2 separate regions of the Homo sapiens genome follow, and region 1 is linked to region 2. Evidence: chromatin loops called from intact Hi-C (ENCODE). Cell type or tissue: Caco-2. All regions are shown on one strand. Each heading gives the region's core, and the rest is flanking DNA. Links, peaks and the distances in the headings are about the cores only.

What was found. A loop is a pair of places that touch in the nucleus more often than their neighbours do. Peaks named below come from ENCODE experiments on the same cell type or tissue, not always from the same donor. Only the 100,000 strongest peaks of a DNase experiment are listed, where the experiment ranks them.
Region 1: a loop joins it to region 2, with 4 times the contacts of the local background. A loop is called at or near these places in 22 of 110 quality-filtered maps.

The regions. Positions count from the first base shown.
Region 1 is chr11:87,288,884-87,291,812 of GRCh38, reverse strand. All of the region lies in intron 6 of TMEM135 (transmembrane protein 135), which reads right to left. Among named protein-coding and RNA genes, the nearest start is that of TMEM135, 250 kb to the right of the region's middle. In Caco-2, for the core only: CTCF peaks have their summits at 1,062 and 1,295 (motif pointing right); no DNase peak of the experiment used is centred there.
Region 2 is chr11:86,999,124-87,002,052 of GRCh38, reverse strand. It overlaps FZD4-DT (FZD4 divergent transcript), which reads right to left. Exons shown (of 3, transcript NR_038905.1): 3 at 1,103-2,177. Among named protein-coding and RNA genes, the nearest start is that of TMEM135, 37 kb to the left of the region's middle. In Caco-2, for the core only: no CTCF peak of the experiment used is centred there; DNase peaks (open chromatin) are centred at 1,572 and 2,099.

The DNA of each region.
Region 1 (2,929 bases), core at 301-2,800, 290 kb before region 2:
CCAGCACTTTGGGAGGCTGAGGTTGGTGGATCACCTGAGGTTAGGAGTTTAAGACCAGCCTGGCCAACATGGCGAAACCCCATCTCTACAGAAAACACAAAAATTAGCCGGGCGTGGTGACAGATGCCTGTAATCCCAGCTACTTGGGAGGCTGAGGCAGGGAGAATCGCTGGAACTGGGGAGGTGGCAGGAGGCAGAGTTGGCAATGAGCCAAGATCACACCATTGCACTCCAGCCTGGGTGACAGAGTGAGACTCTGTCTCAAAAAAAAAAAAAAAAAAAAAAAAAAAAAAAAAATCACTTGGCTGCTGGATAGACTTACAGGAGGGCAAGGTTAGAAGCAAGGAAGCAAGTTAGGAGGGGAACGATGATTGTGGTCATCTAGATCATAGTTGTAGAAGGTGGAGAGAAGTAGAGCTGACTGAAATTCTCAATGGTTTAAACGTGGAGTAAAAGAGAGGGAATTTACAAATTACTGAAATAATTTTTGGTTTGATCAAACGGAAGGATAATACGGCCACTCATTAAAGTAGGGAATACTAAGCACAAACAGTTTCAAGGAGAAAATCAAAACTTTTGTTTTGGACATGTTAAGTTTAAAATGTGTGTTAACTAATTAAACGGTAATGTTGAGGAAGCAAGTAACTGGCTGTACAAGTCTGAGGATTAAGGGAGAGGTCTGATTTGTTTATATGTAGTATTTAAATGCATGAGACTAGATACAATCATACAGGAAATAATTGTAAAGAAAATGTCCAAGGACTGAATATATTTTGCTTCTCCACAACTTATAATGCAGAAAATCTCTTCAAAGGAAGAAAAATAAAAATCCATTTATCCTAATCACATTCTTTTCTAATATAAAGTCTCATTTTTATTTTCAAGTGCACATAAAAATAATGCATTTAACTCATATATGTAGACTTTTCAACTTAATCTATGCAAATGACAAAATAAATACTGTAAGTCAGTCTATATTTACTGAATCTCTACTTGCAAGGTTCTGCACTAAGGCAAATTATGATATAAAACTGAGCCAAAAAAGACATGGAGGAAAAGAAATATGTTGCATAATAATATCAAAGAACTTAGTAAATACACAAATAACTGTAGAGGTTCAGGTTGGAATCGCATACTATGTACAGGAAAGTATAAAGAAGCTCAATGTTATCATTATCAGGATAATACTCTTGGTCAAATGTTCAAATTTTCAATTAGAAGTGTAAATGATAGTAAAATAAACAATTCTACCCACAAAGATATTTTCTATGAAATTACTTTCATGAGATAGTCATCTTTATTACATTGTACCAGCAGATGTCGCTAGAAAACTGTTTTTGGAAGAATTTGTAGTTCATTGGTGTGACTTCTATAGCAAACACTTTACTGTAGGTTTTCCTCTAAAAACACATTTATAGGGATGCAAAAATGTTACTAATCTTAATTAAAGTACATTAAGTTCTCTCAAGTAAATATCTCGATATTAGACTTTTAATGATGGGTGATGTTCCTATAATCCATTCAATATAAAATGTTTATATTTTATATAAACCCCATTGTTTGGCACCAACACAAAATTGGATAACGTAAATGTGCTGCTTCATTATGTGCTCTCTAATGAGCTGAAAAGAATGAGAACAAACTATTTTGATTTCTAAGATTTTTTTATTGTCTACTCAGTTTTCACTCATTTGGTAAATATAAAAGATGTAAAAGATGTACTTTATAAATCTTTAAAATATTTCTTCGCAATCTACAGAATGGGAGAAAATATTTACAAACTATACATCCTAGGGGGGATTAATATCCAGAATATATCCATGGAATACTATACAGCCACAAAAAGGATTAAATTCTGTTATTTGCAGCAACATGGATGGACTGGAAGACATTATACTCAGTGAAATAAGCCATGAACAGAAAAGTTAAACGCTGCATGTTCTCACTCATATGTGGAAGCTAAAAACAGTTTACCTCATAGAAGTGAAAAGTAGAAAGTAGAACAGAAAATACTCAAGGCTGGAAACAGTAGGGGGAAGGTAAAGATATGAAGAGATGGCTGCACGCGGTGGCTCACACCTGTAATCCCAGCACTTTGGGAAGCCAAGGCGGGCGGATTACCTGAGGTCAGGATTTCAAGACCAGCCTGGCCAACATGGTGAAACCCGTCTCTAACAAAAATAAAAAAATTAGCCAGGCATGGTGGCGGGCATCTGTAATTCCAGCTACTCGGGAGGCTGAGGCAGGAGAATCGGTTGAACCTGGGAGATGGAGGTTGCAGTGAGCTGAGATCGCACCACTGCACCACTGCACTCCAGCCTGGGTGACAGAGCAAAACTACATCTCAAAAAAAAAAAAAAAAAAAAAAAAAAAAAGATATGGAGATATTTGTTAAAGGATACAAAATCACAGCTATGTAGGAGAAATACGTTCTAGTGGTTCTATATCACTGTAGGATGACTATAGTTAACAGTAATACATAGTTTCAAATAGCTAGAAGGAGAATATTGAATATTCCCAATACAAAGACGTGATAAATATTTGAGATTACAGATATGCCAATTACCCAGATCTAATAACTATATATGTATTAAAACATCACTGTATACTCCCATGAATATGTACAATTATTTCTCAATTTTTTAAAAGATAAAATACATTACATACACACAAAATGTGGTCTCAGAAGAAGGTGCAGACAATATGGAATTTTTTTCCATTGCATGTCTGTGATTGTAATCACGTTTTCACAATAAAGTTAATGTGTCAATTTTTACATAAGAAAAATATAAGCATCTAAAACAATATTACTTGTTTTATTTACTTATTTATTACTTCTTCCTCCTCACCCCCCAAGATGGGATCTCCCTATGTTGTCCAAGCTGGTCTTAAACTCCTGGACTCAAACAATCCTCCCACCTCGGCCTCC
Region 2 (2,929 bases), core at 133-2,632:
CCTGGCTTCTTTCACTTAGCATAATGTTTTCAAGGTTTATCTCTATTGTGGTATATATCATACTTCCTTTTTTTTTTTTTTAGACAGTTTTGCTCTTGTTGACCAGGCTGGAGTGCAATGGCACGATCTCAGCTCACCGCAACCTCTGCCTCCCGGATTCAAGCAATTCTGCCTCAGCCTCCCGAGTTGCTAGGATTACGGACACGCACCACCACGCCCAGCTAATTTTGTATTTTTAGTAGAGACAGGGTTTCTCCATGTTGGTCAGGCTGGTCTCGAACTCCCAACCTCAGGTGATCCACCTGCTTCGGCCTCCCAAAGTGCTGGGATTACAGGTGTGAGCCACCGCGCCCGGCCTATCATACTTCCTTTTAATAATTGAGTAATATGCCATTGTATGAATGTATCATATTTTGTTTGTCCATTCATCAGGTAATGGATATTTGGATTGTTGCGGGTACTGTTATTGCTACTCCTATTTTATTTTAGAAATACGAAAAGTGAATCTCAGGGAAGTAAGTTCACCAAGGTCAGACAAATAGCAAAGCTGAGACGCACACAAACTTAAGTGTGTCTGATGCTATATTTCTTTCTCTTAACCACTATACCACTGCCTCTTACCATGCTATAAAGCTTTGTAAGGCCAGCACAAAAGAAGATGGGGCTGGCCAGTTGCAGTGGCTCATGCCTGTAATCCCAGCACTTTGGGAGGCCAAGGTGGGTGGATTACCTGAGGTCAGGAGTTCGATACCAGTCTGGCCAACATGGTGAAACCCTATCTCTACTAAAAATACAAAAAATTAGCCAGGCATGGTGGCAGGCACGTGTAATTCCACCTACTCGGGAGGCTGAGGCAGAATTGCTTAAACCTGGGGAGGCAGAGGTTGCAGTGAGCTCAGACTGTGCCACTGCACTCCAGCCTGGGCAACAGAGCAAGACTCCATCACAAAAAAAAAAAAAAAAGAAAGAAAAATATTGAAAACTACCTAAATACTTAACAGCGAGTAAACAGTTAAATAAACTATGCTATATATAAACAATTATGCAGCTATTAAAATTGTTTACCCAAACAATATAGAAATTTGGGGAAATATTTGTTATGTTTTTAAATTTTAAAAAAGCCACAACACAAATATATATTTATTACAAAAAGTATATCATCACAACTATTAAAGATATAACATAGTAAAAGATTAAGGATTAAGGATGAATATATCAAATATACTAAATTATTAAGGAATTTTTTTCTTTCCACTTTTTGTTATTTGCCAAATTTTCTATAATGAGCATTGATGACTTTCATAATGGGAAAAAGTAAAATAAACTTCGCTTTTTGAAAAAAAAAATTAATGGGTTGTGTTATGTGTGTTATGTTGACTGATCCCAAATTATCCCCAACTCACTGTGACACAGCCCATCTGACCCAGGGGAGTCGTGTGCATGTATCTCTTTGAAGCTCCAGCCCTGGAGATAAGCCCTCAGCTGACCTGTGGGCCTGCTGATCAGCTAGCAATGTCAGATAAGGAATTTTAAACATAGAAGGAAACTTAGAGGGCCACTGGCTGGTCTACATCAGGAGAGCCCAATCAGTCCAGTTTTTATTTCCTCTGGTCAGTGGCCCTGAAAGAAAGCAAGATTACACTGTAGCTTTTGCACTCTATCCAGGCAGACAGGCTCCACCACTTAAAGAGCTGAGGAATGCATGGCTGCAGAGACAGGGAAACAACACCCATGGAGAAGCACACAGATAAGATCTCCAAACAGAGACTCTGGTTAACAGTTTCCAAGGTCTGAGGAGTAAATAAAACCCTCTAGGACACAGGGAATCACATGCAGGTAGGAAATTCCTGACTTGACCCATTGGAAGGGGTAGGGGCCTTCTGAATTTTTTCTCCTTTTCCTCATTCTTTCACTTGCCAATTATTTTTTGAGTACATAGAATAGCCAGATGTGGCTTCTTATAGGTTTTGCTTATAGACTCATACAAGGTACAACAGGCAGACAGACAATAAGGTCCAGTGTACAGGATGCCATGGCTGTGATATTAGGGGCACCTTCAACTCCTGAGGAAGGCTTTTTGGAGGATGTTAACTCTAAAATAAAACCTTAGAAGAAAGGTGAGCTTGACAGTGGTGCGGCAGAGTTGAAGAGAAGGTTCTCCCAGGCACGGCTATGACCTGCAGGCGAGAGAGAGAGAGAGAACAAATTTGAAGAAGCTTCAGAAACTTGAAATGGAAGGCAGGAAGACAGGAAGTGGTTTCTTCCAGATCCCCTTGATTGAGTTATGGAGAATGGAGAGAGGAAAAAGAAAAAAATGAATATTCTAAAGCTTTCCTCTTCTTCCTCTCAAAATTTTGCCCTTTTCCTTTGTCTTGATCATGCTGTTCTTAGCTCTCTTACCACCTGTGCTGCTGTTTCAAGGTTGCAGAGTAAATAAAGGGACAGAGACAGCCCAATGTTGAGGCCTGAGCTCCATAGAAATGCTGCTGCCATCACACACAGATGAGACTGACCAGGCGGGCCAAAGGTGGCCCATTCATGTTGCCCTTAAACACTGCAACTGCCATTATTTTCAGTTCTAAGGAGCCAATGGTGAGGGTTGGGGTTGTCACTTATTCATTTTGCATATGTTAAGTGCAGAGTGGGTATCCATAGATGTAATTCACAGCCTCATTGGGAAGATAACACATGAAATTATGAATGTTATATATTTACTTTACATGAGACAATAGTGGAGTATGGAGTATAACAAACTTTTCTTGAGTCCTTATTGTGTGTTAGGTATATGCGAAGTGCTGGGGAGAAAAATAATTTTTTTTTTTTTGAGACGGAGTTTCGCTCTTGTTGCCCAGGCTGGAGTGCAATGGAGCAATCCCAGCTCACTACAACCTCCACCTCCCAGGTTCAAGCAATTCTCCTGCCTCAGCCT